Linked DNA regions of Homo sapiens: region 1 is linked to region 2. The links are chromatin contacts, found by Hi-C or POLR2A ChIA-PET in ENCODE. All regions are on one chromosome and are shown on one strand. Each heading gives the region's core, a stretch centred on a gene start or an enhancer-like site at or near the end of the contact. The rest is flanking DNA. Distances are from core to core; before and after follow the strand shown.

Evidence for each region. A loop is a pair of places that touch in the nucleus more often than their neighbours do. ChIA-PET counts read pairs that join two places held with the same protein, here RNA polymerase II (POLR2A). Pooled maps may share reads with other maps.
Region 1: a map with no recorded cell type shows a loop between it and region 2 (2.1-fold over the local background). The contact joins two enhancer-like sites. A Hi-C loop is called at or near these places in 1 of 168 maps with a recorded cell type or tissue (HepG2), 1 of 37 single-sample maps with no recorded cell type and 5 of 50 pooled maps. POLR2A ChIA-PET finds 5 or more read pairs at or near these places in 4 of 52 experiments (AG04449, IMR-90, T-cell and 1 more).

Annotation. Positions count from the first base shown.
Region 1 is chr1:222,041,424-222,046,301 of GRCh38, reverse strand. It overlaps LINC01705 (long intergenic non-protein coding RNA 1705), which reads left to right. Exons shown (of 3, transcript XR_001738485.2): 3 at 4,380-4,598. Among named protein-coding and RNA genes, the nearest start is that of LINC01705, 16 kb to the left of the region's middle. Within about 2 kb of position 2,126, at least 5 of the 41 ENCODE cell types and tissues checked have a DNase peak (open chromatin) inside an H3K27ac peak, as active enhancers do.
Region 2 is chr1:221,991,139-221,996,393 of GRCh38, reverse strand. No RefSeq gene overlaps it. Among named protein-coding and RNA genes, the nearest start is that of LINC02257, 15 kb to the right of the region's middle. RefSeq lists an enhancer at 3,906-3,955. Within about 2 kb of position 2,058, at least 3 of the 41 ENCODE cell types and tissues checked have a DNase peak (open chromatin) inside an H3K27ac peak, as active enhancers do.

The DNA of each region.
Region 1 (4,878 bases), core at 877-3,376, 50 kb before region 2:
AGGAGAACTATTAATAAAAAGCTCGACAGGCATGAAGCTGTTACAGCAAATGTGTTGATGTTCCTCCTAGGTCTCCACCCATTGAGTGCTGTGACTATTGGCTGTTAATGGCTTATAGTTCTCCCCCTCTTGGGAGAATTTGCCTTTGACCAAATGGAAGCCACCTTTTCTGAGTCATGGCCCTTCCCCTCCCTATTTAACTCCCCAACTTTCTCCCCAGCTGCTTCCTCGCCTTCCCCCACATTGCACTCAGCAGCCAATGACCAACTGACAGGGAGGTAAAAGCCTGGCCTCATTTCTCCAGGACAGACCAGAGCTTGCTGTGGGACGAGTCAGGGGCTAGCCTTGAACAGAGACCACATCCTTATTTTGCTTCTCTCCTTTTTATTCTGCTTTGCCGAGAGCACTCCCCCAGTAAACCACTTCACAAGAATCCCTATTTCAGACAATGCTCCCAGGAAGCCCAACCAAAGACAGCTGGCTCAGACCTCAGCAAGCTTGGGAACAGTTACAGTCTGGTGCTTTCTCCTGGTTTTCTTATAAGGCTTCTCTGCTCCCTGGTGGTCTTTTACCTTCAGACCCTCGGATGCTGTGATGCTTTCTGCTCTAGTGGTCACATATCTTCTCGTTAGCCCCTGGAAACCTCTGCCGACCATCCCAATGCCAGCTCCCCAACGTGGCCTACATCTGGTCCTTGAACACTCTGAGTGCATCATCTTAACAAACTCCAGGGGAGTAAGCTGCCTAACACCATCATCTCCCCCTTAGCAGGCCATCCCTCACGTTGTAAGGGTGAGAGAAGGGCACCAGTCCGCATCACTCCTCTACCTGCAAGGGGACATATCATAGACTCCTGAGTCATCCCCTGAGCCTTCTCCTAAGGGACTTGAGGGGAGGAACAGATGCCCTCCCATGCCACACTCTTTGAGGGTTGTGAGGTATTCATAGTGCAGGCTTCTCCAAAGAGAGGATCATGAAATGTGAAATCATTATTGGGTGGCTTTTTGGATATTTCTGTATCTGATATTTATTAAATCATGATACTTCAATTAAAACTTCCAACTTAGAATCCTGTTACATTGAAATATTTGAAGAGTGCATTAGCGTCCACCAGAAAAGGTATGTTTCCTCTGCATTACTCATTAGTCCCTGGATTATCTTGCTATTTTGCCTCTAGGTTTGAGACGGAGTCTTGCTCTGTCTCCAGGCTGGAGTGCAGTGGTGTGATCTCGGCTTACTGAAACCTCCACCTCCCAGGGTCAAGTGATTCTCCTGCCTCAGCCTCCCGAGTAGCTGGGAGTACAGGTGCCTGCCACCATGCCCAGCTAATTTTTGTATTTTTAGTAGAGATGGGGTTTCACCGTGTTGGCCAGGATGCTCTCTATCTCTTGACCTTGTGATCTGCCCGCCTCAGCCTCCCAAAGTGCTGGGATTACAGGCGTGAGCCACCGGGCCCCATCTCCTCTATAGTTTTTTTGTGGGGCCCATCAGAGACTGAATTCTCCACATGGTCTATGGGTGAAACAAAATCTGGAGGCTACTTCTCTAATTTGAGAGGACACCTGTAGATATGAGAGCCCACAATACTGTTCTTCCCATCTATGGCACCCGGGTTTTCCTCTCTCCCATTGTGTTACACATTTATCTGGTTCGACATGAAGCTCCTGAACCAGACTCTATTTCAAGATGCCAGGGAGCTTGCGGGTATGTGTAGTCCACTGGAAAGAGCCCTAATAATTCTGCCTTCAAGTCCCAGTCTAGCAAAGTCATTGGTCCTTACTTTCCTCAGCTTCAAATGAAGGAGTCATGCCTTGTAACTCCCAAGATCCTCTTCTATTCTGATATTCTGGCTTTCATTATCTTGAATTCCATTGTTAGATTGAATTGACCTGTCAGCTTAGAAACAATGATTGGCACAACATCCATATTCAGAGACAGCCTCAGTCTGACTGTCTGGTCTTTGTCGGCACAACGCGGTAGGCAAATCTCAACCTGTGAGTCTTCTTTTAGAGACCTTAAAACAATCTTGAAAAAAAAATAGCAATGATGTAAGTCCGAGAAGTAGGGCCCCTTTACAAATAGCAACGCTGTGGGTTCATACAAACAGATCTGATGTAGCTCCTATTTTAATTGAATCACCCACTTGGCAACTGAACAACAACAATAAACTGCTTGTTGCTGGCTTATGTCTCTGTCAGAAAAAAACAGTGTTCACTCTCAAAGGCTTCTGGGCCTTTGCTTTATTAAGAAACTTGATAAATATAGTTCAGTAAGTCTGTGGTCCATCTCAGATTTATAGCCAGCTTGCTAATCTAACCAGATAGGATCTCAGGGCAGAAAAACATATGCCTGGTTTTTGTTTTGATGAGACAAAACCCCCAAAATGGGAAGTCCATGTTCTCCTGACTCAGTCTCCCAGGTCTGAGTGCCTGCCCTGCTGTAGCTGGGCTGCCACCCCAGGCCTTCCCCCTCCTGCCCAGCCTGCGGCTGCTTCTGTCCTTCCTGCAGCTGCCCAGACCTTTGCTCATGTGTGCAACCTTTTCAGAGGCCTGTTGACAGGTTTGAAAATAAAGCAGGCGATGTAAAGAACACGCAAGTCATAGATATATGAAAATCAAGCAGTTTGGCTCTACGGAGCGGGATTAGTGAGGATCAGCTGTGCAGCCAGCCTGCTCCTGGGAGGGAGGCCGAGGAGGCTGCCTGAGGCTGGGGCGCTGGGGCACTCTCTGCCTCAGCTGTGCAGCTGCAGCTCTGGGCCATCTCTGTCTATTCTCAGACACTCCTAAGCTGTCCCAGAATGCCAGGGCACATAGGCTGCCAAATTGCCCAGGTGGGTCCAATAGTAGTTGATAATGTGGTGCTTGGGAAGGGACCTTTCCTGTCCCCACACGGTGAGGGGCAGGGCTTCTGCTGGGGCAAGAGACCTGAGACTGGAAGCTGAAGTGGGAAGGGCAGAGAGAAGACCCATTAGGGGCAAACAACCCTCAGGGGACACTGGTAGCTTTGCACAGTGTCAGACTGTACTTGTAGATATTGGGGGAAAGAGTAAAATAACTATGATCTGAGAGTGATACTCAGGAACTCTGATGTAAACGTGAGGTGATGATACTCACACCCTGGAGATGGGGCATCTGCTTCTCTTTCTATTTTCCTACTTTTTTTCTGCTGTTTATTCATATTGTTTTGCAAAATAATTATTCTGCATCCAAAAGTCCATGAGACAGCAACTTCTATTTCTTTATGCAAATACGTCAATACCTCTCTGGGAAAAATAAATAAAATAAAAGGTTCTGAGTATTGGGAACCATGCTCTGAAAAGTATCCCAATGATATGATAGGAACAGCATGAGTACCCTGCAGTGACAGCTGATTCACATGGGGGACTCACAGGCATCTCATTTTAAAAATGAACTGACTCTTCTGTAGACCCTGCAGCCTACCCACAACTTGGTGTCCTCACCTCCATCCCTGTCCCCGTGCTGTTGAGCTTGTTCCCTCCAGGTTCAGGGTGGCTGTCTGGTCCAGTCTGACCAAGCCCCCTTCTAGAATAGGCACTGGAATTTGAGAGATTACAGAAATGAGCTTGGGACCTTTAGACTTTTCACCAGATGGAAAATTTGCAAACATGTTTTTCTCTATAACCAGGTTGAGTGATCACACTGTCATTACTAGACTGCCAACTTCATCAAAATATTAATAATTGTCTTAAAAAGCTGATGAAACCAGAATAGTCTGAAAATAGGGATGGAAGATGATTCTCATGGAAAAGAGAAGGCTGAGTGGTCTGAGTGGTTACAATGTGAGCTCCAGTCTTAGAGAGTCCAGGAACTAGAGAGAGACACGGAATGTACACTGATGGAATCGAGAAAATGTCGCAAGTGAATGCAAAGACTAACCCAGAGAGGTTACTTGAGGACCTGCCTTTTCTCCCATAATATGTGCTATGATTCAGTCAAACTAAGCCACAAGATATTCCTTTAATTATCCTGTGCATTCCTCTCTTTGCTCAAATGTTCCCTTTTCCAGGAATAAAATTCCCACAGTACCATTAACCTCCAACATTTCTTGAGGAATTTCTTTGTGACAATGTACTGAAGGCTTGTGCGTCACATCAACTATCTCATTTAATCCTCGTAACCACGTTATGAAGTAGGTGTTAACATGAGCTCTGTCTTGCAGCTGCAGAAATTATGACGTAAAAGCTTAAGTAACTTGCCCAAGGTTAGGTTGGTAATAAGAGGCAGAGCTGGGGTTCCATCTTAGGCAGCCTATTCCTAGATGGTACATCTTTAACATCTATGTGCACCAGTAGAGAGAATGCTGCTGTTCTAAGGATCCTTGAAGGACCAGCTTGAATTCATGAGACTTTCTTCCCCCAGGATAAAGCGCTCCCTTGTTGGTGTCCCCACAGTCCAGGCTGGTGCTGATGCCGTCCTGCCGTCCTGCATCAGAGCCACTCATGCCCGTGTGCGCACTCTTTGTCGGGGTCTGACACCGTTGCATCGTATATCACCTGTGTTGTCATGGTCAGTGCTCAACAAATGCCCCTACTGATTCAAGTATATGAGCAAGTCAAATAAAAAAATAATATGGCCGGGCGCGGTGGCTCAAGCCTGTAATTCCAGCACTTTGTTAGGCCGAGGCGGGCGGATCACAAGGTCAGGAGATTGAGACCTTCCTGGCTAACACGGTGAAACCCTGTCTCTACTAAAAATACAAAAAATTAGCCGGACATGTTGGCGGGCGCCTGTAGTCCCGGTTACTTGGGAGGCTGAGGCAGGAGAATGGCCTGAACCCAGGAGGCAGAGCTTGCAGTGAGCTGAGATCGTGCCACTGCACTCCAGCCTGAGCGACAGAGTGAGACTCCATCTCAAAATA
Region 2 (5,255 bases), core at 809-3,308:
AGGCCAGGAGTTCAAGGCCAGCTTGGGCAAAATAGTGAGATCCTTCTGCTACCAAAAATAAAAATAAAATATTATAAAATAAAACATGCAGAATTGTGTGATCTGTAGTCTTATACAGTAATGTTCAACCTTTTATGAACAGAACAAGCTTTGTATAATATCTTTTTTTTTTTTTTTTTTTGAGACCAAATCTCTGTCACCCAGGCTGGAGTGCAATGGCACGATCTAGGCTCACTGCAACCTTTGCCTCCTGGGTTCAAGTGATTCTCTGGCTTCAGCCTCTCAAGTAGCTGGGAATACAGGTGCCCCCCCCGCCCCCACCACACCTGGCTAATTTTTGTATTTTCAGTAGAGACGGGGTTTTACCATGTTGGCCAGGCTGGTCTCGAACTCTCCTGATCTCAAGTGATCTGCCCACCTCAGCCTCCCACAAGCTTTGTATAATATCTTGACTCAGCTCAAATTTACATTTAAACTCACCTGAGACACCCATGCCACATGTCTCCACCAACTGATAAGGGGTAATTGAGCATGAGGGGCTTGTTAGAGACCAGATTGCTAGTGGAGTGGGCAGGGAGCATAGCAGGACATGAGTCCTAGGGAAATGGTCACAAATAGCCCTGAAGCATCCTCTTACCCATTTTCATTCCAGAAAAGCTGGCCTGGCCAGGCTGCAGAATCAGAGGTGCATATGGGCACACAGTGGCTCCCCTATCTGTGAGGTCTAATTCCATCTGGTAAATGTCCAAGGGGGTTTCCTTAGTGCAGAGCCACCTGTAGGGTGAATCAAGGTGACAGCAGAGCCCAGAGGAGGGGCCATGCCCTCGTCACTGCTGGCTGAGCCACTCTTGACCCAAGGTACTGTGACCCTTCTTGGTTCTGAGTCCCTCAGTCTCCTAAAATCTCTAGCAATTATCTTTTCTTTTCTTACTGCAGCCTCCACTCCTGTCCCTGGGCATGTCCTAAACACTGGCCATTGTAGTATTAATCGCACAAACCAAGCAAGTCTAATTTACAAAACAAGCCATTGCTTAGTGGAGGAGACTCGGCCAATGTGCACATCGCAGCATCAGTCCCTATTTTTCACAAACTAACCCAGTTAACCCAGTTAACTTCTCTCTGCCCATCCTGCTAACTAGATAATGGATACTCAGTGAGTGCAGCCCTAACTAAACATTAGATTGTTAGTCAGACTGGAATGTTCCTCCGTCACATACTTGAACAGTGTTTTCAGTTTGGGGTTATCCACATGATCCATTTCTCATTATCACGGACGACAAAGACCCAACTGTGTTCATCAGCATATGAACATTACTCACACACACTCATTTCATAAGCAAGAAAACACAGAGAAAGGAGAAAAAAAAAGATTAAAATAAGTGCAGTAAGGAGTGGGAGGCTTGGAGAATGAATCAAATAAGAGATTGTTATAACTGGAAGAGACCTTAAAGGGAAGTCTGTTCTTCTAAACCCATCATTTTATAGTTTCTTTGTTTTTGTAATAAAAAGACAAAGCAAATGAGGCTAAGCCAGAGATCTAGTAAGTGGCAGAGAAGGAACCAGAACTCTTCTGACTCTTCTAGGTTATCTAACTCTTAGTGAGCTGTGCATTAACCTTGTCGCCCGTCTAAGTAATGGGAGGAAGAATAGGTACTGGTTGAGAGTCAAGTTGAGAAGTGAGTTCTTTGATAGAGGTGAAGATGAGGCCAGTTACTTGGGTCTCAAACTGAACAGGAAACACCATCATTTCCATTTTCTGATCACTTTTAGAGTCAGTGCAACTCTAAAAGTCAGTGCAACTCTAGGAAGTGGGTGTACCATCTCACTCTTTCCACATCCTCTTGGCCTCCCTTTGGACTCCATGGGGCTGTAGGATGGTGCTGTGTTGATCTGCACCTCAGTGAAAACACCTCTCTGCCATCAACTTCCAGTTTGTCCCTACAGCTTTCCTGACTCCACAGTGGGCTACCTGGATTTAAGCCCTGCCTTCCCTGAGGTCTGCTGTGCTGGAAACTCTCCTGAGCATCATGACTCAAACCATGCAGCCTAAAAGGACCAGTATATGAGTCAGCTGATTCTCTTCCCCTTTCAGGCAAGCAGTTGATGTCTTAGAACCCTGTTCTTTTTCTAACTAGCATTAGAGGCCTGGTTAAGCGAGAACAGCTCTTTCTTCTGTTAAGAGGATATATATTCGGGAGGGTCCGGAGACATTTGAATCAAGACTCCCTAGTTCCTTCCCAAAGGAGATAAGAATCCCCATTGGGCCTTGAAGCTTTGAGGACCAGGTCTGTTTCTGAAGCATTCTTGTAAAAAGGTACAAACCTTCAGGTCTAGTTTAAATTCATTTCTATTATGTAGCCCCAAAGATCTTGGCTCAGGGGTTACTTTAGACCTCCCGATAGCTCTCAGAATTCCAAGCATATGCCCTATGGGCTTTCCTAGGTCTTCTCCATGTACTGAAATGTCAAAGACAGGGAAGCAAGAGCTTGGCTCATGTCCTCATCATCTCTCTTCTGGGCTACTGCTGTCATTTTTTCACTGGTCTCCTTTCCCCAGTATCATTTCATGAGTGCCTGCAAATGAGTAAATGAATGAACACAATCTCACTCTTTTCTAATTCATCCTTTCCACCAGGGGTCTCCAATCCCTGGGCCATGGACCAGTATCAGTCTATGGCCTGTTAGGAACCAGGCCTCACAGTAGCAGGTGAGAGACAGGCAATCAAGCAAAATTTCATCTGTATTTACAGCTGCTCCTCATCACTGGCATTACCACCTGAGCTCCACCTCCTGTGAGATCAGTGTTGGCATTGGATTCTAATAGAAGCATGAACCCTATTGTGAACTGTGCATGCAAGGGATCTAGGTTGTGTGCTCCTTATGAGACTGTAATGACTGAGGATCTGTCACTGTCTCCCATCACCCCTAGATGGGACCTTGTAGTGCAGAAAAACAGGCTCAGGGCTCCCACTGATTATACATTATGATGAGTTGTAAAATTATTTCATTATATATTACAAGGTAATAATAATAGAAATAAAGTGGACAATAAATGTAATACACTTCATTCATCCCTCCAATCCGGTCTGTGGAAAAATTGTCTTCCACAAACCTGTCCCTGATGTCGAAAATGTTGGGGACCACTGCTTTACACTGTTGTTAAAGAAGCAGCTTTAAAGGGCAAAAATCAAGTCAAGTTGCTCCCATTTCCATAGCTCCTCAGTCCCTAGAGCACAGCAGCCCAGAAGAGCATCTAGAACATTTGGAGTTACCTGTCTTCCAACCTTATGTCCTGAGACTGCCTGTGTCTGCCTTTACGTTGTGACCACTAGTGTAATCCAAACTCTCTGATTTTGTTCTTTTAGCTCCTTCTACTCGGAGAAACTTCCCCTTCACTAATGGGAGACATCTTTGTGATTGTTTAGGGTCCAGGTAAAATTTCACATCTCGAAGAGGGAATGCTATAGAATCCAATACACCTTGGCCTGATCACTGCCCCATCATGTGCTAACTCTGTGGACACAAGGGAATGTATTACTCTCTTCATGCCCAACTTTGCTTAGCTTTATATTGTGGAAAACAATATCTACCTCTTAAGATTAATGTAAGGATTGTTAAAAAATGAACTTAGGCATATTAACATTCTAATGAGTTTGAGCATTCAGCATTTCATGACCTGGGCAGCATTAGACCACAAGTGGTTTGGCACTCCACTGAAGGGGTGCGAAGGGGATACTTTTATACGGTGTTTGTGAAAGAAAGACAGAGGAAGCATTTGATTGGTTAAAATGGAAAGTCCCTAGTTAGAGATTAGTTGGTGGTTTCTGATTGGTAAAGTCCCTAGTTAGAAGCTACTTGGTGATTTCTGATAGGATAAGCTTAAGCTTTGTTTCACTGTTTACATTGAGTTGGGTTTTGGTTTGCTTAGGAAGAGACCCAGGGTGCTGGAGTTTCTGCAGCCTACTGGCCTCCTATTAAGCATTTTCATAGGATAAATACATTTATGTACATAAAGCAACTAGCTTTGTACTTGGCAAAATAGGTGAATAAGCCATTTAATTTTTTATCCCAATAAGCCATAGTTTCCTTTTTCTTCCTTTTTATTCTTTGAAGCCCTTTTCAAACTCTCAGTGGGGGTTAACTCTCCTCTGTGCTGCCATTCTCCAAGGAGCCATTTCTCTTGCTAGATGGTATGCTTCACAGGCCGGTACCTTGTCTTATCTTTTGTATTCCCAGTTCTAGCTCAGTCTCTAGCCCAAGGCAAGTAAGAACTCCATTAAAAAACTGAAATAGTAAATAGCTGATGCATGGGAGCCTCTCCATGGGAAGGTGGAAAAGACAGTGCAGGTGGAATTGTGATCTCCTAGTAGGAAACAAAAGCTATTTTCTATTTACTTCCAAAAGACTTCACTACTCAGCACTATAGAACCTTGGGGTGTCAAAGAGCTGGCAGCAGAGTCAGAGATAATCAGAGCTTTAAACTCAGAGTGGGGCAGGCTCTGGCCCAAGACCTCAAGATGGTAACAGCCAGGCCGAGACTGCTTATATTCAGACACCTGGGCCATGACTCTCCTGCACCTGCCTTCTCCTTACCCCACATCTCAGGGGAAATGAGATGTAGGCCCAGCAGGAATGCTTAAAATTTTTTTATTTTCCCAAATGTTACCAATCTCTAAGTCTCCAGATGGGTCAGGATGGGATCTTGACCTGCCTAACTGGCTGGACAGAATCATTGTATAAAGCTTGTGAGAAGGTGGAGAAAGAATGTGCATCTCTAGATTCCATATTTATATGATCAGATAGCTCCCCACCTCCAAGTGCTTCTCAAACACTAAGTTCTCTGTCCTCAGAAGCACCCTGCTAAGAAGGGGTTATCTGTCCTTTTTTTAACAAGAGGGAACCCAAGTCTCAGAAAAGTTAAGCCATTTCCCTAGATGCCTCCGTGAGTCAGTAGGGAGGCTTTAAATAGAACCTACCATTCCTTCCACACCCACTTCCTACCCATTAGACCACACTCTCTTTTGAGCACAGGAATGTAAGCCCTGCACATACCTTCTAAGGACAAAATGTGCCCTTTAGAATTAGCTACATGATTCCAGAATGAAAGGCATGAATAAGGGAGGAAGGGGAGTGAGAACCAGGAAGATGAAAGTGACTTTTTTCCCTTCTCTACTTAAACTATATATTTATAGGAAGCCTAAGTGTCAGGGGAAGGTGAGAGAATCCTGGGATTGTATATTTAAGTGGTTTCCCACA